3 separate regions of the Homo sapiens genome follow, and all the other regions are linked to region 2. The links are chromatin loops, found by intact Hi-C in ENCODE. Cell type or tissue: A673. All regions are shown on one strand.

The links. A loop is a pair of places that touch in the nucleus more often than their neighbours do. Peaks named below come from ENCODE experiments on the same cell type or tissue, not always from the same donor. Only the 100,000 strongest peaks of a DNase experiment are listed, where the experiment ranks them.
Region 1: it touches region 2 in a loop (12-fold over the local background); 18 of 110 quality-filtered maps call a loop at or near these places.
Region 3: it touches region 2 in a loop (6-fold over the local background); 56 of 110 quality-filtered maps call a loop at or near these places.

Annotation. Positions count from the first base shown.
Region 1 is chr6:97,067,636-97,075,635 of GRCh38, reverse strand. The region is part of intron 5 of KLHL32 (kelch like family member 32); the gene reads right to left. Among named protein-coding and RNA genes, the nearest start is that of KLHL32, 150 kb to the right of the region's middle. In A673, a CTCF peak has its summit at 7,215 (motif pointing left); a DNase peak (open chromatin) is centred at 7,215.
Region 2 is chr6:98,842,085-98,850,084 of GRCh38, reverse strand. LOC124901364 (a long non-coding RNA gene) reads right to left here and starts at 3,076. Exons shown (of 2, transcript XR_007059690.1): 1 at 1,245-3,076; 2 at 1-511. RefSeq lists a silencer at 1,659-1,878 and an enhancer at 1,989-2,108. In A673, a CTCF peak has its summit at 4,124; DNase peaks (open chromatin) are centred at 4,194, 4,754 and 5,134; H3K4me3 peaks cover 2,009 bases; H3K27ac peaks cover 3,369 bases.
Region 3 is chr6:97,497,730-97,505,729 of GRCh38, reverse strand. All of the region lies in intron 1 of LOC101927314 (a long non-coding RNA gene), which reads right to left. Among named protein-coding and RNA genes, the nearest start is that of MMS22L, 220 kb to the right of the region's middle. In A673, CTCF peaks have their summits at 3,656 (motif pointing left) and 7,811; DNase peaks (open chromatin) are centred at 3,669, 7,179 and 7,799; H3K4me3 peaks cover 1,215 bases; H3K27ac peaks cover 3,457 bases.

The sequences.
Region 1 (8,000 bases), 1.8 Mb after region 2:
TTTGGAACAGGTTGAAACAAACCAATAAATAAACAAAATCCAAACCTTTTAATAGCCTTGGGATCAGTTATATAGGAAAGAAGTTATCATGTTTATTGTGCATGTGAAGGGCTCTGTGAATTTTCTCAACATTGTCATAGAGTTGATAGGATAAAGTCTAATTGTTATAGAAGAAAAAATGAGCAATTCATTGACAATGCAGGCCAGATAACTTGTAATATGATAAAATAATCAAACTCAGATATGTTTATATGTATAAACATACAGAGAGATATAGGCATATTTTGTATATAAATATGTAAATATGTATGGACAACTGTATGTAATGATATATTCAAACATTGATATGCATATGTATATGATACAATTTGATTAAATGAAAACAAAGTATTAGCAGCAATTCAAAAGTACAAGGAAAACTCCAGCATGCTCTAATTTTTGGAGTCTTGCAAGGCCTATTTAAATACATTTGTGCTGTGTAACAGAGGAATTCTACAATTAGGTTACTAGTACATTTTCATAATCAATTGTATGCATAATACCCAAGGCTCATGAATAATTTTATATTGTTCCTTGGGAAATTCTCTAGTAAGCTGGAAATCTAGTAGGGAGGAAGTGAAACATAGCCGTCAACAATAACTAATAATTCTGGCCCCAGTCACTACGTGCTGCAAAATGCTGTTTCAAAGTTCACTAAACCTGACTCAGCACGTAAGGAGATTGCCAATGAATATGGAATATATATAAGAAATTAATATATATATATATTTTCTTTTAATTGAAAATAGTTTATCTGAGCAACTAGGGTTTTAAAACTAAAATTTCAATAACTGTACTTTTTGAACCAGGATAGGCAAAATCAGTTTAAAAATGTTTAAAAGAATAGTATAGAAGTCATTATCATCTATTTCCCTACTTGCTCTAGTACACAAAGTCAGATTGCTGAAAATTAGCCCAGTACTGCAGACTTTAAATCATCCCTCAGTATGTCAATCATAACTTAATAAAGTAGTTTTTTTGTTTTTTTTTTTTAAATCCCTCACTTACCTACAGACTGTCTTAATCATTATTACGAATAAGAGTGAGACCTGGAAGGTTTTTTTGTTTGTTTGTTTCAGATTTGCATTATTTTCGCTTTTTATCTTTTGGATGCTATGAAGCATACATAGCATCAATATCTTTATGTTACTAGGAGCAATTCAAATTCATCTAAATGTGACAAATACACTTTCAAAATCTGAATATCAGTGACTTAACAGTCAGGTACTTGATAAAAAGCAGTGTGGCAACAGAATCTAGAGCGGGAGTTCTCAAACTGTGCTCCCTAGTTCAGACATCAGCATCCCTCAAAACTTGTTAGAATACAGGTTCTTAGGCCCTCCCCAGACCTCCTGAAACAGGAACTCTGGAGTGGGGCCCAAGCAGTCTGTTTTAGCCATCCATTCAGATGATTCCTTGCATAATCAAGTTTAGGAATCATTACTCTGGAGTATGCATTTCAGTGAAGACAGGAATGACTCTGTCCTGCATAAATATACTGTTGCAGCAAACAAACTGTGTGACCCGAGGCCTTCAACTGTGCCTCTGAAGTAGGCAAACGTTATACTGAATGTTCAGGACTGAGGCCAGGGTATCTGGAGCCAAGTCCATGACACAGACAAGCAGCCACTTCCTAGGGCCTGTGGCACATGCCCCTTGATGTGCAGCAGGAAAAAGGTTGGTAGCCTGGTCTAAAAGATACTTGTGGATAGACAGTGAGGAAGAGGGGAAGAGAAGTCTCCACCCCTTCACACTCCTTTCCTTCCTCTGGAAGGAAAGCCAGAGGAAAGAAAGACAGCTGGAGGGAAATGAGACACATGGATAGCATTCTCCCAGTAAGGAAAAATTCAGATTTTTTTTCTTTTAAATAAATACACAGTTTTTATGTTCCCTAGTCAGGAAGCATAGGATATCATGCAACTTTATAATCAAAGTTTCTATCATAGGGAGCTCTTATGGTACATGCAGAAGGAATCCAATCAGACAATATGTGTTTCTAAGTACCACCATGCACTAGAACTAGAGATGAAAGACTTTTCCAATTGTTTCTTGGATTCTGTATACCAGGATGGAGAAAGATGTTTTAATTATAGAAAGGGCAGGGGAAACAATACAACAAAATTTTCTGTCTACAAAGTGTCAATACCATGTATTGTGTTGCTTTTGTCAAAGCATTATTTTATTATTTATTAAAGTACAATTTCAGTATGATGTTTTCAAATTTCAGAGGCAGAAAGAAAGTGACGGTTCATTTAATTATTTGTGGCTTCTAAAAAACAATGTATGCATTTCAGCAAAATCAAAGAGAAGTGGCTAAGAGGAAGAATATCTTTTACAGAATGGTGATTATTCCCCAAAATTTCAGGAACAGATTTGTCCAATAGGTTGTCAATTTGAAGTAGGCAGAAAATTTGCTGACATTTCCAGAAATGAGGGAAGACAGGGGTGAGGGGATTGGGTAGGAGGATAACTGTGGAATTAATAGAGGAATTCACAGGTGAAGCACCACATTATATCGGCTCTGGTTTATAGAGCACTCACCGATGTAGGATACTGTGTTTGTAAGATACTTTGCATGCACTATCTCATTGAATCCTTCAACATCCCTAAAAGGTAGACTGTATATAGGATACCATATCTGTATTTCACAGATGAGGAGTTGGGGGGCAAAGAGGTTAAGTAACTTGTCCGACATCACACAACTTTGGGACATAAACTTATGTCTTGGGGAGACAGATAAGTAAATTAACACAAACAATATGGCCTCCCAGAAGATTGCCCATAATTAAAGAAGAGGAGGAAGATATAATTCCAACTGAGTAGATTGATCAGGCAACTCTGGAAGAGGAGACAATGTGAGCCAAGTACTTGAAAGTTAAATAGGAATTCAGAAGGTGACAAAGTGAGGGAAAAATAATTCACAGAAAAGGAGGTTTCGTATGAAGAGGATTAGGTACAGGGAAATGCACAAAGTTCATAATGACTGTGGAACAGGCATTGCACATGGGTAGTAAATTGTCAAAAAAAAAAAAGCCAAAGAGATAGCACATTTCATAATAAAGACAGGCCCTGTGTACCAAATTAAAAGGAGTGAACCTCATCCTGAAGACTATGTGAACCACATTCATCATAATGAATAATTTTAAGCAAGGATATGACATGATCAGGTTGTGATTTTTTTAAAAAATCAATCAAACAGAATTTTTCATGGATTAAGAAAACTTTTCAAAATCTATCAAACAGAATTTTGGAATTCTGTACTGGAATGGGGCAAGAGGGAAAGCAGGTTCATCAGTTAGCAAGAAGTTGCTTTAGTCCATAAAATAAGTAATGTGGATCTGATTGAAGACAGTAGTAGTGGAAAGAGAGACAATGAGAGAGATTTAACAAGTTAAGGGGGTGGGGCTGAAAGGTCTCTGTGTCAGTGTATGTGGGGCTCAAGGAGATGGGAGATTCTAGGATGACTCCTGGTTTTCTGGCTTGGGTTCACACTCAGAGAGGTCATGTGCCTGAGAAATACCCAAGCCGAAGTGTAGACTAGGCAGCTGGCCTGGAGCTAAGACAAGCTGTCCATGGGGTACAGTCAGAATAGGGTACATTATAGAGACAAGAAATAGAAAGGACATGGTTCTGCAACCAAAAGATGGAAAGCTAGCTTGGATTTTAGGGAAAGAAATTGTTTTGTGGACCAGACAAATAACTTAGATTGTCCAGTGTTGATTAGCATTAGACTACAGGCAGGGAGCGCAGCTGAGTTATTGCAGGGCAGTCCAGGAAAAATAGTCCCAACCCGAATGACGTCAATGACAAGGAGGAGAAAGAGAAGGTAGCATATCTGAGAAAGATTTAAATGGCTAAACCAACACTATTTAGTGGAATTCATGAGGTCTTGGCAGAGTGTAAGATTATGCCAAGGTTTGAGTGACTAGAAAGATGATGGTCCCTTAACAAAGACAGGGAGGATGAGGAGGAACAGGTGTGTGAGACTGGGCAAAGGCGAATTTGGGCAGCATGTGGCATATCAAGTGAAATGCTGGCTGAACATACAGGGCTGGAGCTCAGGAGAGAGGGCTGGAGTCAGTAACCCTCCCCAGATGCATGAAAGAGAGTGATAGTGAGCAGAAGGGAAGGGTGCCCATGCAGAGCTCCCATGCTTTGAGGGACAGTCAAGGAGCTAATGGAAGAACACTTGTAAAGGTATTGAAAATGAGTAGGAGGAGAATAGGAGAGAGCCCCGAGAAAGAGAGGAGCAGGAAAGAATGCAGCTCCCGGTGTTTAAATGCTGTAGAGGAGTCACTTAGGATACCACAAAGGCCTGCTGCATCAGACAATAAGGAGGCTTTGGTGACCTTTGTTGGAAGAACTTTTGAGGAGTAATGAAGGCAGAACACTGAGTTCAATGGGCCTGAAGAATGAACAGGAGGTAAGGAGTGAAGACACTGGGTACAGTTGGGTAGTGAGGGCAAGGAGCAGCTGCGGTAATGAGAGATGAAGAAGAGTGTCTCCTGCCTTATTGATCCTATTTATAAACTGAAAGAAAAGTGCCAGTAAAGTAGGAGAAATCAAAACCAGAGGAAACACAGGGCGTAACTGATGGAATAAGGAGCAGAAAGGTGGTTTAGCTTCAGGAAAGAGGAGAGACATTTCACCATGACTAGAAATATTTACAGATGGGTGGGTGGGAGAATAAATATCTCAAATGAAACACAGATCTTCTTTTACACACCCCCCACCAATTTCCAAGTATTAATAATGGAACTCAGTGAGATTGATGTTTGTTTGTTTTGATTATTGATTCTGAACTCTAGCATGAATAAAATCCTGGAAACACTTCATTTTTAAGAAGAAAAATGCATACTGAAAGTGATTTTAAAATCACCCAGCTGACAACAGTTAGCTTAGGTTTGAAATGACTAATATTATTAGTGAACTCTTTCAAGAGATATTCTTTCAGGAGAATCTTTCTCCTCTTTAAAATCCTCACAAACGAAGATACAGTCAATCCTACATTATCCATATAACAGATTAAAATGCTGAAATGACTTCCCTGGCCAGCCAGTGTGCCTCTGGGCTGTCGCTTCCTGACATCCTTTAGTGTGGGCTTAGGGAATAAAAGCCAACATAATAGCATATGAAAAAAATTAATTGGGACCCTAAAATGGCTACTGCAGATCTTATGATGCATTTCAAAGCCAAATATGAATGTTATTTGGCAAATATGATATTCTGGATTACCCATGCCAGATAGCAAATACTCTTGATTAGAACAAATAATTACTAGTTGGCTATGATTTAATAGGTCTGATACATTTCCACCCTTTTTGATCATTTTCGCTGATTAAAAATAATCCAAAAGATTAAACCACTTGTAATATGTTTTCCAAACTTTGTACTTTAACTTTCTCCAAACACAAAAGCCTCAGCTCTAGTGAACTATGGAACAGCACTCAGTGCATTTGATTATGAGTATATTAAATATATATGTTGGTACAATCATTTGTCTTCTCTAATGTGGGAAAAAATGGTTCAGTGTTGAAGAAAAATGAACATGAGTTATAACTTCTCCTCAATCTTGAGGAGAAGTTATTGTCTTCAGAACACCCACTATATATTATGTATTTGGGTGATACTCTTAATTTAATAATTAAAATTATAATAATACATTGTTTAGAAGAGATAACCTCCTATAAGTCATTGTAGTATTACTTAATTAAAAATGATAATCTATTATAATACTGTAAAATATGTGAGCTCCTCAGTGTCAAATTTAATCCCCGAAGAAAGTATTTTTAACAAAAAAATGTATTCAGTGGGCAAAACTAATGAAAGGCTGGTAGTATATTTTTCCTACTATAACATAAATTTTAATATTTAAAAAGCAGAGAAAAATTACTTAATGGAGGCACCTTTCAATCCCTCAGTACATAATGAACTCCCACGATGTGAAGGGAGGGAGGGTATAAGGCATAAAATCAGTATAAGGTGTGATCCCTCTGCTCGAAAGCCCCACAGTGTAACTGGAGGTGGTGAGACATTTTCCAACTACATTAAACCATGTGCAGAATGATGCAAAAACAGCACTCAGATACCTTCAGCCCTGATGTAGGTATTTCAAGAATCTAGTGCTTCTCAGAATTGAAAGTGGAAACATAGTTTCTTACTGAAATTGCCATTGGTACAAAAAAAAAAAAAAAAAGGAACAAAATCACCCAGAATTCTCCTTAACTCCCTAGTGAGAGAATAGCATTTTTTAAACCTTTGTACCTTAACTGAAGAGAGAAAATAACTAATTTTCACTGTAGCCCACTTAGTGTAAAATTTAACGAAGACAAGGGATGCTGAGTAAACATCAGTTACAGAGAAGGAGATTTAGGGCAGGACCCTTTCTCCCTCCTGTTCCCTTTATGTTCCTCCTTGGCTTCTGAGTGAAGAATAGTAAGAATTTGGGCTTTGCTTTACTCGATGATCCACATGTGCACGCTGTAAACAGAACAATGCCTTCAATCTGAGGAAATGATCTTTCATGCTGTAAAAACAGAAAACAAAACAAATGCAACAGACCCCCCCCTTCTCTGTTTCCCTTACAATGATAAAATGCTCTACCTATCGCCCTTGCGTCCCAGCCTCTCACATCCCAGCAGCACGCCTCCTCTTGCAGGTCACGTCTTTCACATAAAAGTGCTAAACTAATGCCGCTTAATGACAAATTAATGTCCATGAATAAAAAATACACCTCTAATAGCATAGAGTAATTTGCCATTACAATATCATCATTGGACATGCCCCTGGTTTAATACGATGTATTTAATTCATAACCTAATGAGTGATATATAAAAAGAGGGAGATGAACCCTGCAATTACATTTATGTGAGTCTGTCACCTTATTTGTAAAACCTTAGAGTCATTTACATTCAAATTAGAACAAATGAGTGATTTCACAAAGTGTGCTGATAAATGACCACAGCAGCCCAAGACAAAACTGTATTTCCTGTGAACACATTAACAGTTTCCTATTATTTGTTAAAAATTACAGTGCATATTGCCCAGTGTGGTGTGAATAATGACTTTTTTACTGATTAGGTCAGAAGACTAATATGTAGCAAAATAAATAATTTTTCTTTTCATTATTTTTTCTGATTTTTGCTTTAAATTAACTACTGAATTCTGGTGGATTCACACTGCCACCTGCTGTCTAGCAATAGATATTAAACCTATATTCCTATCAAAAAGGGAGTTGCGTATTCAGTACTTTGGTGGTTTTATTTGAAAAGTCTACATGATGGTTCTGTTTATCAATACATTTAAATTGCATATTATTAAAAAGACAATGATACTTGGTGCACATAAAGAATGGTTGTTAATAAAACAATATAATATGCTTGGGCAAGGTGATACAAAATGTATAAACTTTTTTTTTTCTTTTTTGGAAAGGTAACGGCAAAAAAGAGACATCTTCATCAAAGCTTCTGATGCATCACTTGCAGGAGATGTAACACAAAATTCAGTTGCCAATATTCCTGATCTTATGGCATTGTGCATCAGCAGAGGTGATGGTGTGTGTATGTGTGTGTGTGTGTGTGTGTGTGTCTGTATGAAGTTTTCCCCATTCCTACCCCTTGGTACAATCTAAAGGGGACTGAGAGGCTCTGCCCGCCACTGAGGATATCTACCAATGAATCTTCTCCCCTAATGGCAAGTCCCAATATGAAAACTCTGCCTTAGGGCCCAGAACAAAGCAGGCTAGGAAAGGCACAGTGGCTGGAGATGAAGCCAGGGAGGAACAGGCCTGGCCTTGAAGATGAGGCTAAAGACTTTTGTGGGAGAAATAATGCACCTGAATGATGATCAGGGTAGCTAATGAAAGTTTTCAAGCCAGATCAACATCCTAGTTCTGAATTTAAGTTTCTCCATCTGTAAAAAGAAAACAACACCCACCAGTGTTAAGGGGTGACTTAGCAGTG
Region 2 (8,000 bases):
AAGGGGTTTTTGTGTTTTAGGAAGTGATATTAAGTATAAACAAATGTCTTCTCCCCAAACATGACCTCTCATAGTTTTAGTTGACTGAATGTGTTAAACAAGGAAAGTTTAATGTATGTCTAAATTTCTTTAAAATAGACTCCTTTCTTTAGCTGTCTTAGAAACAAATAAACATTTGGATGAAAATATGTGGCAGAAGATACATGAAAAAGAAGTGATATGTCTCAAGCAGGTCTCATTCTCTAGCCTGGGTGCTGTTCTTCTATAAAAATTTCTCCACACCATGGATAGCACCTACTACAAATGAAAAATGTGAGACCTCAGATTCACGTACGTTTTTTCTTCCTTCACATTCTTGCAGTTACAGAGGTACCATTTATTAGCATGTATTCTTAATGAAATTTCCTGAATTGAAATTAAGTTGTTTTTACTAGGGTCAGCATTAGAGGTATTTCAGTAAATAGTTAAATGTTGCTGAAAAACCTGCTATCCTGGTGACTTCGTGATATTCCTGGGAGGGGGTGGGGGAGATGGAGGAAGGAAAAGAGAAATAAACTAGTAAAATTAGCACATCTAAAACTGAACACAATTTCTACAATTCTCTTTTGTTCTCATCTGTCTATGCTTGTCCATTTTCTTCCTTAAAAATGTAATCATGGTATCACCATTCTTTTGTCTTTTTTTCCCCCTACAGCCATTCAGGCACCAGTCATTTGCCTATCCTTTTCAAATTTCCCTGACTGACCACTTTGAGTCAGATCTACACCAGCAACCTCCTACCTAGTTAACCTCCCTGCTTTCATCCTTACCACTTTCCAACCTATCCAATGCACTGTGCCAACTCTCTTCCTTCCAGGAGCATTATTTCCATCGGATCTCCCCCTCTACGATGGCTCTTAATTGCCTTTTGAGTCTAATTAAAACTTCTTCCAGACCCTCTACCAATTAACTCCATACACTGTTTCCCTTAGCAGCCCTCTCATGCCAGGTGCCAGCTCCTGCTCCCCGGCCCAGCCCAGCAAACCTGCTCGCCCTCTGCCTTTTCCTGCTTCCTGCCTCACATTGTGCCAGTTCCCTTCTACCCAGAGTGCCTACTCCACTTCTCTCTTCTTTCTGCCAAAGCATTCTTCCTTTTTTGTTTTTGAGATTGCTAAATCACCTCCTAACTAACTTTGATTACTCTAAGGGTCCTAAAGTTCTGCATTTAGGTCTGTTCTTTTGGAAATGCGTGTGTCTTCACGTACCTGCATTATCGACACCTTGCAGGGAGCAGTGCCCACATATCCTGGTTCAGGGACTCCGGCGCTTGGCGAGAAGTCCGGCTCTTTGGGGCTAGTGGCTTGGTCTTTTCCACGACCTGGTGAAAGTTCCTCTACTGCCAAGGCCTTGGCTCATGTCAGACCTGCATTCTCCCTGGATGTTCTGGTTCCTGCCTTGACTTCCCTTTCCCGCCCGTAATGTGCGCTGCCCTGGAGGTCTCAGGCAGCCACAGCCCCCCTCTCCCCCCGACCCCATTGCGGTGGAACACCGGAAGGGTCAGGGCCCTCCAGGCGTTCGGAAGGCAACTATGTAGGAGATAGCACGGGCTGGGGCCGCTTGGGGAGGGGACTATAGGCTGCAGGTGGCTTCCCGGCAGAGGCCGCTTCCTGGTCTTCGTGAGGCGGCTTGGCCTGGGTCCTGAAAGGTGGCGGGGTGGCGGGGGGAGCCGCCAAGCCGAGGCCCCGCTGCTCCCCGAGGCCCCACTGCTCCCCTCTGTGTAGCGGCTTCAGACCCAGACCGCCTCTCGTCACCCCCGTGAGCTCCTGAGGACACGAAGTGTTCATAACTCTTGACCCCAGCACAGCCCAGGAGGCCCTGCGCTGCTCATGCGGCAAGAGGGAGGCCGGGAGGGCGGAAGCGCAGCCCTCTAGCCTCCCGCAGCGAAGCCGTTCCTTCGTCCCTGCTTCGGCCATCGGAGCCTGCCCGACACACACAGGAGCCCCGGCTCCCCAGACGCCAGGCCTGGCTGGGCGTCCCAGGGGCCCTCCGCTCTCACCCAAAGGGGTGCCTGGCCTAGGCAGGCTCTGCTCGAGTGGCGGAGGGACCCCCACATTGCGCCGGCAGAATGGCCCTTGGGGAGGTGAGAGGACTTTCCGAGTGGAATGGGACCCCTAAGCCCACTCTAGGCACCGGCTTTCACCGCAGCGCCACTCCCGGCGACTCCAGGATGTCGCGGGGCGCCTGTGGGATCCACAGCGTCCTGATTTCCAAGTCCAGGGACTGGAGGTGGCCCTGGGCCACTGGGGCTCTCTAGACGGGAGGCGTGTGTGGATTCGTGAAAAGCTGCGGGTGATTAGTGCTGCTGCTGTTTCGTGTGTGTGCTTGGTTTTAAGTGCATGAGCCTAGTATTCTCTTCCTAATCCAGGCTGCTATAAATGACACCACAGATGGACACTATAAACGTCAGGAGTTTGGAAGATGTTGAAGAAATGGAGTGCTTTGCAAGAGTACGGGGCTAGCCATCGCATCACAGGAGCTACAGTCGCTGCAGTCACTGGTATGTGGCGCCAGGGGCCCGACTGATCGTTTCAGCTACAAGTCAGGACCTGAACATGCTAAACACAAAATGTCTCCTGAGTGGCAGCCCCAATTTAAAGCTAAGCAGAATCGGTGGTGCCTTCCCTGGATAATGCAACTGAGATGACTGTCCTGCATTTCTCTTCCCCCACACAAATAGACGTAAGGCTATATGGTTATTTTTAAGTTAGAAAACATTTCTTAAGCCGGGCACAGTGGCTCACATCTATAATCCCAGCACTTTGGGAGGCTGAGGTGGGGGAATTGCTTGAGTTTAGGAGTTCCAGACCAGACTCTGCAACAAAGTGAGACATGGTGGCACATGCCTATAGTCCTAGTTACTGTGGAGGCTGAGATGGGAAGATCCCTTGAGCTCAGGAGTTCAAGGCTGTAGTGAGCTATGATTGCACCACCGCAATTCAGTCTGGGCGATGGAGAGAGACCCTGTCTCAAAAAACAAAACAACAAACATTTCTTATTAGTCACAGCAAAGACCTCCATTGGAGTTGGCAACAGTAGTGCTTCAGGTTGGATTTGCGGTAATTTATACAATGCTTTCATATACATTATTTCATCCGAGCCTTACTTCAACCCTGTTGCAAAGTTTAAAAAGGAATATTATCCACATTCTGCACATGAGAAAACTGAGATCTGAAGATGTCAACTGACTTTCCCCCGTTGCTGGTTAGTAAGCATAGAAGTATAGACAAACACATGTGTTCTGACTGCAAATCCTTTGCCCAGTTCCATTAATACTGCTGGGATCTGCCTGAAGTCCATGTCCTTTCTCTTCTTCTCCTTGTCGTGTTACTTTGGATAAAGGCGGAGGGAGAAAACAACATTCATGGTGCAAATGGCCCATAGTATGGGAGGACAAATGCACTGGGCTCTGAGGGAAGCAAAGTTCAGCTCCACAGGCTGAACTGATACCTTTGGTGGGAGTTTCTAGGGGAATGTTTTCCCTAGTCTGGAAAATTCTTCCATGGATGAGTTTCTGTTCAAGTGATCCACTTTTTAAAAAACTCACTTTTGAGTGGTAAAACTGAACAAACCTACTATAGAGCAAGAAGTGTCTGATGAAAACTGGGCTGGGTTAAAATAGCATTTGCTGGACTCCATTTTTGCTGATTGAAGCATTGTACCTGTTATTAACCGTGGCTTCTAACCTGGTATTCTGGTCTTAATGCCTGCCAAAAGCTGAGGCTCCTTAGAGAGACTAAAGACTTATCTGCTACAGCCTCAACATGTAGGAACTAAGGAACTGGGGAAGTGATTCTTTCTTCCTACCTTTGGGAACTTTTCTGGTATAGAACGTAGTGTCTTTTCTGGCTAAACTTTTCAAATATCTACTCAGGAATTACCTAGAACTAAATGTTTAGAAACCCTTGTAGGGGTCATATGCGTAGTCACCTTCATAAGTGTTTGCCTAGGAGGGGTTGAGGGAAAGAATGTAGAGTGAGGAAGGAGAGGAGTAAGGGGAAGGAGAATTGGATCTGAAACAAAAACAGTTGTGCTGACTGGGAGGCTGTAAAATCAAAGGTAGTTCCGAGCCGATGCCACTGTGGGGCGCCAAAGTTCTACTCGGCTAAGGCCCGCCGCTTTCTTGGGTGCGAGGACAGAAGTCCTGGAGAACAGATGCACTGAGGGAAGAGAGCGGGGAGGAAGGAGGGAAGGGAAAGGAAAGGAGGGGTGGGGCTAGGGTGTCCTTTATTCTCCAGTTAAACTCGCCTGGGAGACTTTGTTACATAACAAGTCTGTGCGTGGGGGAAAGAAGACTTTGTTAGACGGAAAGAAGGAGGGTGTGGGGAGGGGGTGAAGCTCTTAGAAAAGAAGAAAATCTCGGAATACTGAGTTGACTTGGGAGCACAAACGGTCCTCGTGGCTTCAGAGACGCTGGGGCTTATTCTCAAACTGGGGCCACCACCTTTTTAAAAGGGCTAGCGAGGAGGGGAGATAGGTTTGGAAAGGGTACCTTCCCCGACCCGCCACCCAACACATACAAACCATAGACCCCGCCCAACCTCCCGGCCCCTGGCCCCACTTGCTACCCCCTCCTATGCCTGGGGGCTGCTGCCTCCACGAAGCCGGGCTCTTTCTCCTCCGGGTAGCCGCGGCTCCATCTGCAGCCCCCGAGGACTCCTCAGCCGGGATAAAGGGCGGCCTCCCCCGCCTGCCAGCGCCCAGGATGCTCAGCCGTCAGCTGCGGGGAGGCGCTGATTTCATTCCGGCGCGGCTTTCGCTGCGGGCGGCGAGGGGCGGACAGGCCGGGGCCCGCGGGGCGGGGCGGGACGGGGGAGGGAGGCAGCGGCCGCGACCTGGGGAGGCTGAGCGCCCCGGCCCCGCCAGGATTTATTACATCCCAGCCACTGGCAAAGGTTAGGAACGCGCATTTGGAGACGGGATAATCCAAGTTTAAATATTAAAAGTAAAAGCAGAATCGGTCGAATATTTACCTAGAGACTGAGCAGATCAGATCTCCCTTTGCGAGGGGAGAGGACTGTGGAGGAGCCCGGCTCCCAGGCCCGCGGCTCTAGCGCTGCGCTTCCCCAGTGGCATCGCCTGGGACGGCCAGGACCCACTTCTGAAGCTTCCTCAGACTGTGGTTAAGGGGGGCGGACCGCGGATCCCCTCGCTCTCCCAAGTCTATCGGAGTCGGTGGGGCTTGGTCCAGATCTTCTGCTTTGTATATTCTCTTTTTTAAGGGCCTCCCGGACCAACACAAAAGGTGGCGGAAAGTACGTTGGATCAATAGCAAAGATTGTTATTTAGATAACGAATTAATCTCCCTGTTATAGTACTTTTTGTAGTGAACTTTGCACCCCTTTCATAAGAAAAAGGAATTTAGAGAGAGAAGAAAGTCTCAAACAGGATTAAGGTTTTAATTACAATTCCCTATCGAAATAGTATGTTTGATGAGCTGATCTTATCAATTAATAGTAACATTAAAGCACAAGAAACAGATTCACGGAAATATGCTTAAAGGAGCCTTTAAAAAGTAATCGCACTCGGGGAACTAGCGGGGCAGGCGGCCAGCGATGCTGCGTCCGAGCAGATTTCGGAACCCCCCTCTGCTCGGACTGGTCCAAGCGGGGCGCGCATCTGGGGCGCAGGATGGGGCGGGGGCGGCGGGCACGGCGCTGGGAGACCAGGCTACGCTGGTGGGAGGGAAATAATAAATAACAGACGCCTCTTCCAAGCCGAGGCCCACATCAAAGTTGGGGCCCCACAAGGGCCGTGCAGTTCACTGCATTTGGGTCAGCGTTATATTCCAGGGGCAAATAAAGTAATTTGAACATGCACCAACAGTTTTCCATAAAATACGAGTTAAAAGAAGTAATAGAACTAATCACTGTCTCCTCAAATCAAGTAGAAAACATTTCAATGCACTAATTAGAGTAATTAGAATAATAAGCCTCTGCCTATATGTGGTAAGACAATGTGTACAAACAACTTTATTTAATGTATACTGGTAATCAGCGATGCGTGCCTGCTTGAATGCTTAGCGCAATAAAACTACCCTCCGTCCGCCCAAACAATCAAACACAAATTAGTTTAATGATTGTGCCTGCTGAATGTCTTAGAAATCTACAGGCAGAGGCGAGTAAATAGAAGCATCCTTGTTTGCGTGCGACCCCGCCCGGGCTGGCCGCGGGGCCGGGTGAGTGGCCGCGGGCGGGTGCGGCGGGAGCAATCGGGAGGCTCCGCCGAGCCTGCAGAGGCCAGGCCCGGCGCCAGCACAGACCTGCGCCCCGCAGGAGCCCCTGCTGCTGCCCTTGGTCGCCTTCCCACTCCTCTCCGGCCAGCTTCCCGCCTCTGCGGCCCTGCGGTGCAGTTCTGGGCCCCAAACCCGCACATCCCCAGCTCGGCCTCACCTCCTCCGAGAGGCGAAAGGCCGCTTTAGAACTCTCCCACCGCCCGTTTGCGACGCTTTTCAGAGCTGAGTGATTTCCTCTCCCGGGGCGACTCCTTCCAGGGGCCTCGGAGGGCTAAGGGGGATTTCTGCGGGCCCTGAGAGCCCCCAGTTCGCGGAGATGGACTCTAGGCCTCCAGTACTGAGGCGCGGCCCCTCACTTTCCGGGCCCTCAGCTCTGGCTTGAGATGCCGGGGTGCCCAGAGGGTCTCCCGGGCTCCCTTCTCTAGGGAACTGACTTTAGGCCCAGCAGGGGAGTGGTTTCCAGGGGGTCTAAGAATTCGTTTTCCCCCGTGCTTCAGCTCTTAAAGAGTAGGTTCCTCTTCATTGGAAGCAGGGAGCTGAGGTCAGAAACACCCAGAAGTTTGATGGGTGGGAGCTGAAGGAAACCTGCCTCAGAACTTTGCTCCCCAGCTCTCAGCTGTCCCCCTTCATTCTCACAAATACCGCCCGCCCCCCTCAAAAAAGCAGGAAAAGCCCAGATTACTGTACTTCCCTGGGCAGCTGTCCCCCTTTCCTCTCCAGTCTTCCTGCACTTGTCTCATCTCCCTCTTTCTCTTGGGGCACCATCTTCCACAGTTGCCTCTGCCATGCAGGTGCAATGTCCTGGGCCCGACTCTGCAGAGTCAAGTGGAAAAGCCGGGCAGGCAAAAAGCTAGGAGACTCTCCTCCGGGCCTCGAACCCTTGTCACTCCTAGGCCCACTGCACCTCTGCCCCAGCCACGCGTGCCCCCAGAGAGGGCTTGCCAACTCCTGCGTCTAGAGCCCACTTTCCCGGGGCGACGGCTATACCCAAGACATCTGGACTCCTAATCGCCACCGCTAGCCTCTGCTGGGGGCAAACCCACCAACCGTGCCCGTTACCCCTAGCCCGCTTCCTTGGGAAGCGATAGAGTGGAACAGCTCGACGTCCGAGCTGTTGACCCTTCCCCTGGGGGTCCGGGCGTCGAAGCCTGGGGAGCCGCAGAGAATCCCTGATTTCCAGGCAGGAACTCAGGGGCTGTTGGCAGCGTCCCGAGCGAAGGCCGGGGCTGGGAGTGCAGGGAGTGCCCCGCTCCTTTCCCTGTCTCTCTCCTCCCCGCGCGGCCGAGCTAGGCTGTCTGGGCCTTCGCGACAGCGGCCAGGGTCCCCGAGGTGGGGGGTGCGCGGCAAGGCCAAGGTACCTCTTTTGCGACTGGGCAAGGAGCAGATGTTGGCCGGCAGCACACTCGCCCGCCTTGTCCAGGTGCTGCACCAATTTTGAAGCAATATTTGTTAGGGGAACAACATCAACAAAAAGTTATTAATGCCAAATAATTGTCTCCAGAATCATGTGCTGTAGAACATAACAGTTCCCCTGACGAAATGAGATTTCTTAACAGGAGGAGGAAAAGAACTCCTAACACTTTCCACATAGATTTGCCTGAACCTTGAAGCCCAGTGATTTACAATGGCTAATTTGTGTTACAAACCCACAAGAAACTTTCTTTTTCCCATCCTCCTGCCAAAGTCTCTGTGGCCATATTTTTTGTTGTGTGGCCTTTTTTTCCTTCTT
Region 3 (8,000 bases), 1.3 Mb after region 2:
AGTTTCTTTTGCTGTGCAGAAGCTCTTAAGTTTAATTAGGTCGCATTAGATCAATTATTTCTTTTGTTGCAATTGCTTTTGGCGTCTTTGTCATAAAATCCTTGCCCCCATTCCTATGTACAGGATGGTGTTGCCTAGGTTGCCTTCCAGGGTCTTTATAGTTTTAGGTTTTGCATTTAAGTCTTTAATCCATCTTGAGTTGATTTTTGTATATGGTATAAGGAAGGGGTCCAGTTTCAATCGTCTGCTTATGGCTAACCAGTTATCCCAGCACAATTTTATTAAATAGGGACCCCTTTCCCCATTGCTTGTTTATTCAGCATCTATAAGGAACTTAAACAAATTTGTAGGAAAAAACAAACCACCCCATTAAAAAGTGGGCAAAAGAATGAACAGACACTTTTCTGAAAAAGACACATGTGGCCAACAAGCATATGAAAAAAAGCTCAATATCACTGATCATTAGAGAAATGCAAATAAAAACCACAATGAGATACCATCTTACATCAGTCAGAATGGCTATTATTTAAAAAATCAAAAAATAACAGAAGCTGGAGAGGTTGTAAAAAAAAAAGGAGGGAACACTTATATACTGTTTGTGGGAGTATAAATTAGGTCAACCATTGTGGAAAGCAGTGTGGCAATTCCTCAAATTGCTGAAAACAGAACCACCATTAGACCCAGCAATTCCACTACTAGGTATATCTGCAGAGGAATATAAATCATTCCACTATAAAGACACATGCATATGAATATTCATTGCAGCACTATTCACAATAGCAAATATGTGGAATCAACCTAAATGCCCATCAATGACAGATTGGATAAACAAAACGTGGTACATACACACCATGAAATACCATGCAGCCACAGAAAAGAATGAGATCATTTCCTTCTCAGGGACATGGATGGAGCTGGAGGCCATTATCCTTAGCAAACTAATGAAGGAACTGAAAACCAAATACAACATGTTCTCACTTATAAGTGGAAGCTAAATGATGAGAACTTATGAACACAAAGAAGGGAACAACAAACACCGGGGCCTACTTGAGAACGGAGGGTAGGAGTAGTGAGAGGAGCCGAAAAAATAACTAATGGGTACCAGGCTTAGTACCTGGGTGATGAAATAATCTGTACATCGACCCCTCATGGCATGAGTTTACCTATGTAACAAACCTGCACATGTACCTCCAAACCTAAAATAAATTTTATTTTAAAAAAGAAGTGCCATTTGTATACAGCTGCCTACATTGTATGTAGCTCCAGTTTTTGTGATATCTACCTGATGATTAGGTTAGACTACGAGACCTAAGCTGAGTCTTCTCCTTCTCATCACTTGCAGGATTTTTCATCACACACATAACTAATTTGTCGATGTCAGTTTCAGTAAAAAATTGTAAGTTTGATGAGGGCAGGAGGCTATGGCTCTTGCTCACTACTATTCTACTGTTCCATTTCCTGCCTGTTGCAGAATACAGAGGACACATTAAATAGATGACTACTGAATGAATAAACTTTAGACTTGCTTTCACTGACTTTTGCTTTCTCAAGATGCTACAACTAGTTTTTATTATACTTACACGTGTGTTTACCATAGGCTATAGTTAAGAAACATATTTCCTGGGATTACACAGTGTTCTATTACAACCCAGGAGATAAATTTCCTATAAGCCTGAATACCCTGAAATAGTTGCATATCTCCTGAGAAATCTATTTATTCTCTTGATGTTGACTCTGTGTATCTTGGAATTGTTTCCATCTTTGTATTGGCTGCTAGAGAGCTAAAACCTAAATCTGCAGCCCAAGTCTCACAGGCACATAGGGGTTCACAATAGGCATTTGGTTCCACAGTTACTCTTTTCTCCACCCTTCCCTCCTTCTCTGGCTTTCCTTTGGCTTTCATTTCCCTCACTTAGTTTTAAATCTATTTTATGTATCTTTGTAAGTCACCTTAATTTCTTTTTGAAACAAGGTAGGACACAAATAAATTGATTTTTTCCCTTCATGATAGAAGTTATTAACTTTGCTGAAGAGGAGAGTGGGCCAAGGAAGACAAAATATAGACTTCAGCAATGTATGGCTGATTTTAAGAGACCTTGGGGATACCTTGTGAAGAGAAGATACTATTTCTAACCCACATTGTATGGTTTTAGTTTTATGTAGAGCACAAGGCAATTGTACAATGTCAACCCTTTTTATTATGTTATATCATTATGTTAATGCTACAAAATATCTAAAAATTAAAAAAGAAACAAAGGAATGTAACTGGACCTGAAGAAGCTTCACTTTTACTTATGGTCAGAACATTAGAAATAAAGAAAATTGATGAAACTGTAAAAATATATGAAAACCATTGGTACCAAGCAGACAGAATAAACTCTCACTCTTGAATTATGTTTTGAGATACAGCACCCTCCCCTCCATCCTCCTCTCCTTCTCAGAGAAAATTATCAATTTTTCATGAGAGGTAGATTCTCAAGAGACAGAGAAATAGACCAATGCTAGATAAGAGCAAATAATCATAATTTTTAAAGAACTAATACTTCAGTTGAATAGTTTATGCAGAAATGCAGTTGCATTTTATCATAATCTCACAAAATCATGATAATTGTCAATCTGAATATAGGATATTTATCTGTTTGTTATTACTAACCCTACAACTACATATCAGGTGCATTTAACTGAAAGGAAGAAACAATGACAAAGGAAAGCATGCACATGTGTGTGCATGCACGCAGACACACACACACACACACTCTCTCTCTCTCTGTCATCTGCCCCAAATAACAAAAGCATCTCTGCCACAAGAATTGTGCCCATCTCTGCTCCAAGTACAGATAGAGAACTACCGCCAGTCTATTTTAGCACACCCATTTAAATTCTGTACATCTTTATAAATGCAGTTATCATTACCATTGTTGCCTTATCACTCTCCATGATTGCTCTCTTTCAGTCAAGTACAAAGACAGCCTGACTATAAATGTTTTGTCATAAAACTGCTATTCAAACAATAAAAAAGGGTTATAATAGTACTAAAAATAATTTACCCCCAAGGCTGCTGTATAGACTGGCAGTGTGCAGATTGAGGGGCACAAAATACCTCCAGCCACATTCTCACTACCCTCTAGACGCTTCTGCATCTGTACCTATATCTGCATGGTTTCAAAGACATTTCAGACATTATCACATGGCCAGAATATCTAGGACCTTTTCAGTATATGATTTTTAAACATGAAAATCATTTTTAGCAAAATTATCATTATTGTACTTAAGAAATAAGAGATAAATTAGATAGAGCATTTGTATCTTTCAAATAGAAAGCTACTTTTAAATTCTTTAGTTTGGGAGCAGCTGGGTAAAAATGCATTGTGTGTGTATATATATAATAAAATATATTTTATACAACATATTACATATCTACATCATAGATACATGTATATATATCACACACAAATATACATATAACACATACTCATGTCATATATAGAAACATACATATATTACATATACATACATACATCATATATAACATATATATTACATACATATATATATTACACATATACACATACACCCACATATAAAATCTTTACTTTGAAAATGCTTTTGATGGCATCAGGACCGGCTGTGCACTGCCACCCAGGGGCTGTCTACAACATTTTAATACTGCTATCTTGCCAAGAGGCATTCAAAGTCATTACCGAATGCATCCTGGACAGTCCTTCATTGTAGTTGTTAGCATTCCCATTGCATTTTCCTGTAGTTTTGGTGTCATTTCCCATATCATGAATGCACATTTCAAAGAAAGGCAGAGAAAAGAAGAGAAAAAAGAATGCCAAACAAGCAAAAGACCACCTAGAAGGAAACAAATTATACTGACAAGGCTGACGAAAAGGAGTAAGAAAAGGGGAAAGACAGGAAGGAGGAGGTTTATCAGGGCTTCATGCCCACTGCTCTGGGTAAATATCCCTCCTTGTAACAATAAAGAAATAAAGTACAAAGAAAGGATAAAGCAGAAGATTACAGACCTGGTCGGTGTTTGATAAATGGCACTCTACTTCACTTTGCTTATTGTGTACTTCATACCTCACTCCTGAATATGGAAGAGAATTTTATTAAAGATTTAGCCACGGTGGTGGTGGTGACTGGCTCACAGTAATTTTCCTACAAAGTAGTTTAATCTATCACAGGGCAGACAGTGCACCTTCTTACCATGTATCATATCTGTCTATTGAGTAAGTGCTATCCAAATCCAATTTCTTTTCATTTTTGGAACCTGTGATGCATATTCAAGATACACTTTCGTTTTGTCTTTGCCCTAAATTGGGCGCTGTATGAGATGGGAGGAAAAAAGTACTAATAAAAAGGAAATATGCACTCTATAGTTTCCATATCATTCTGGTCATTTTTTGTATTTTATAAAAATAAATTGCATAAGTTTAATGGCATATGATATTGACATGTAGAGTCCCCAAAACCTTTTATATTTATGAATATGAATATGAAGCATTGCATCACTGATTATAAAATGAACTTAGAAAATCATTATAGTCAAGTTCCAGTTTTAATCTTTGTGAAGTTGTTCCATTCAATAATGAGGTGACTCGTCCAATAATATGGAAACTGTTTCAACCAAAATCATTCAGCAGTTCATTATGTGGTAAAATGTAAATCCAGAAATGTCATAAGCAAGGTACCTTCAGAGTGCTCCGTTACGGAATCACAGAAATTAGAAAAGCCCTGTGAGGTCACTCACTTCATCTGTTCCTGGTATCAGGGTGCTCTCAGCAAAATATTTTCAAATATAGAGTCTATTCTCCCATTATGAGATTCTATTATTTCTCCTTTCATTGCATTACTTTTTTCACTATGATGAATTGTTTTCTAACCTGACAATCATTGCCTTTAAACGTTATTGGACTTTTTGTAACAAATAAATAATTCTGCCCTTACCTACTTGTAACTAATCCCTCTTATTACTGCTATATCCTTCTTACAGACACTCTTTAAAACAGACCTCAAACATTTTTTAAAAAAACAGAAGGCTAACTAACATATATTTTGGCCAGTAAAAGGTACATGAGAATCACTAACTAGTATTGTCTGAAAGTTCCCTAGAGGATCCAGAGATCTTAGACAGTCACTTCCTATCTACTAACAATGTAAAAAGTATACCTATCTGTTCAATTTCCAAGCTTTTTTCACTCTCAACAACTTGTTAATCAGTACACTTGGTTTAGCCCCAAATACAAACATAAAATTTTGGAAAAATTTAAAGTAGCTCTTATTAGGAAGAGTTTTAGCACCACCCTCTTACCCCCGCAACCTCATCCAAGTCCTATACTTTAAATATGAGAAAATAATTAAATCCTAGAAAGTAATTTATGTGGTAAAACAACTGATTAATTTACAATTAGAAAGCATAGATTTTTAAGTCTAAAAAGAGTCTCAGATTCTGTGACCTCTGGTAAACCATTAGCTTTCCAAGACCCAATTACTTGCCTATAAAATAGAAATAACAATATGAACAATATGAACTCAAACATGAGTTAACATGGGAATGAAATAAAGTATTTTAAAATGCTCTTAGCACAATGCCAGGCACACAGTGAGTGCTCGAAAAATGATGCCAATTAGTACAAAATGAAGCCTAGAAACCAGCATTTAATAGGATTTCCTTAGGCACATTTATTCATGCCACTTTTTGTCTCTCCTCGCCTATATATTATGAATCAGTGGAAAGGCAAAATTAAGCTTGTGTTTAAAACTACATAAAAGAAATTTACTTATCAAGACATCCAAAATGTATTGCAACTAAAGATCTTTAAAAAGGTATGAATATATAAAATAGTGCCCGTTAGATATCGCAGAGTAAAAATTTAGCCCAGGTTCAGGGTAATGAGGAGATTACATATCAGCATTGCAAAGAACCAGATTTTTTTATCAGTTTCATAAAATATATTGACAATAAAATGTTTGCATGTTGCAAACTGTTGCAAAAGTGCAAAATCTTGCACTTCTGAACATAATACTATAATTTTTGTTACTTTTTAAAAAGAAAATGCATTTTTCATAACTTAAAAATAATACATGTAGTGAAGAAAATTTTCCAGAGCACAAAATGTGAAGAAAAAAAGTCATTCAAAATCCTACTACCCAGAAAAAAAATTGCTTTTAACATTTTGATGAAAATATTTAAATCTTTTTAATGTATATTTTATTGTTATTTAATATGAAATTGGGTTTATCGTATGTGTGTGTTGTTAGGGAGAAAGATTATATGCCCTTTTATAGCCTACCTTTTTTTTGCAATTATAAATGGTGAGCATTTATCCATACCATTATATATTCTTAAAAACATGATGTTAAAGTAGCATATTATAGGGATATGTCAGTACTTTGCTAAGCTTCCATTTTATTGTAAAATATTTATACTGCTCCCAGTAACTCTTTAATAAGCATCTTTTATTTCTATGACACTCCCTTCAAAATAGAATTTTCTGTCATCAATTAAAGTAAAATCTCCTTGAAGCCACAACTCTTGCCCAACTGGTAGTTGATTTCAACTACCCCCACCATATTATGGATATTCAATAAGAACCACTCTAAGAAATATGTCCCCACCAATTAACATTCAATAAAAATATTTCTCCTTTCAAACACTATGAAACTGATTCACACATTCATACTACTCCGAGTTCCTCATAGTGCCATAATAAATTTTGCATGAAAAACTTAATAATTACAGCTAAATATGGCCCCCTCTCTCTGGAAATTTTTTCTATAAACCGTGGGACTTTATAAATACCAATACAATCAAGATACATCTATAAATTCACCTGTTTTGTTAACCATTGTAATGCCTAGATGACTCTGTAACATGAAAAGATACGGTTGACAACAGGAAAAACTGTCCTGTTTCACATAGATTGCAAAAACGTTCACATTTTTTAAATGTCATCTCTTAAAAACCCAAAACATCATATTTCTGATAGGTGTTTCACACTCAAAGAGCACATTTGCCTTATACATTTACACAATTTGGGGATTTAAATTTGTAATGGCAATCAAATAAATCAAACATTTAAAATAATTTTGGATCTAATATATGCCAACTGCATTGGGCTGGGGAACTTCCTATCTGAAGATTGATTTAAGAGTAATTTTGAAGTCAGGTCATTATCATAACAAAGAAAAAGAACCAAATTACATCACGTCAAAAGAAAAAAAAAAACAGAAAGTTGACCATTTTAAGAATGATTGTAACTATCCTTGGGGGAATAAATGGGCAAAAATAGATTTTTTGAAAAAAAAATTAAATAGAAGTCTTTTCTTAAAAAAAATTAAAGTGTGTGCTTACACATGTTAAACTAATGCTATAAGATATTTCTTCTATTCATTGCCTTTAAATTCCTTCTGGTCTAACTCTTCCAAAGTAAAAAGCATTCTATTGCAACAAAAGAGTTTTATTTTAATACTGCTTTATTTAAATTCAAAGCAGAGGGTTTATAAGGCATAAGCACCAGTTATAATGAAAGACAGTGCTTTTGGAAACCATGAGTCTTTTATCTAGTCTTTTAAGATTTATTCACTAGCACAGAAGCTTGCCACCGAAAGTGAGGATTTAGACCGATTAAACTAGAGTTATACAGAGATGATTTGGAATTTTGGAACTTTGGAAAATAAGTTTATTTTCACACTTCCAGTAGAATCAGTTACCAGGTTAGTAATACAATTAAACTGCCATGTCAGGAGCAGACATTTTATGCAGTGTGCAAGACTGTACCTACTACTGCACAGCGCCACCTGGCAGCAGGATAAAGAATTGTGTCACTGCGGCCTCCTGAGAAGACTCACTAATTGGTACAGTACACTGTGTTCTCCTGAAAGTTCCCAACTGATGCTGACCTCATTTTCCTCATTAAAAATGGACACATTCACATACCAAGTCTGAAAAGCTGGAGGTTTTGCTCAGTTGGCTTTTGTTATTTGTACTTTTT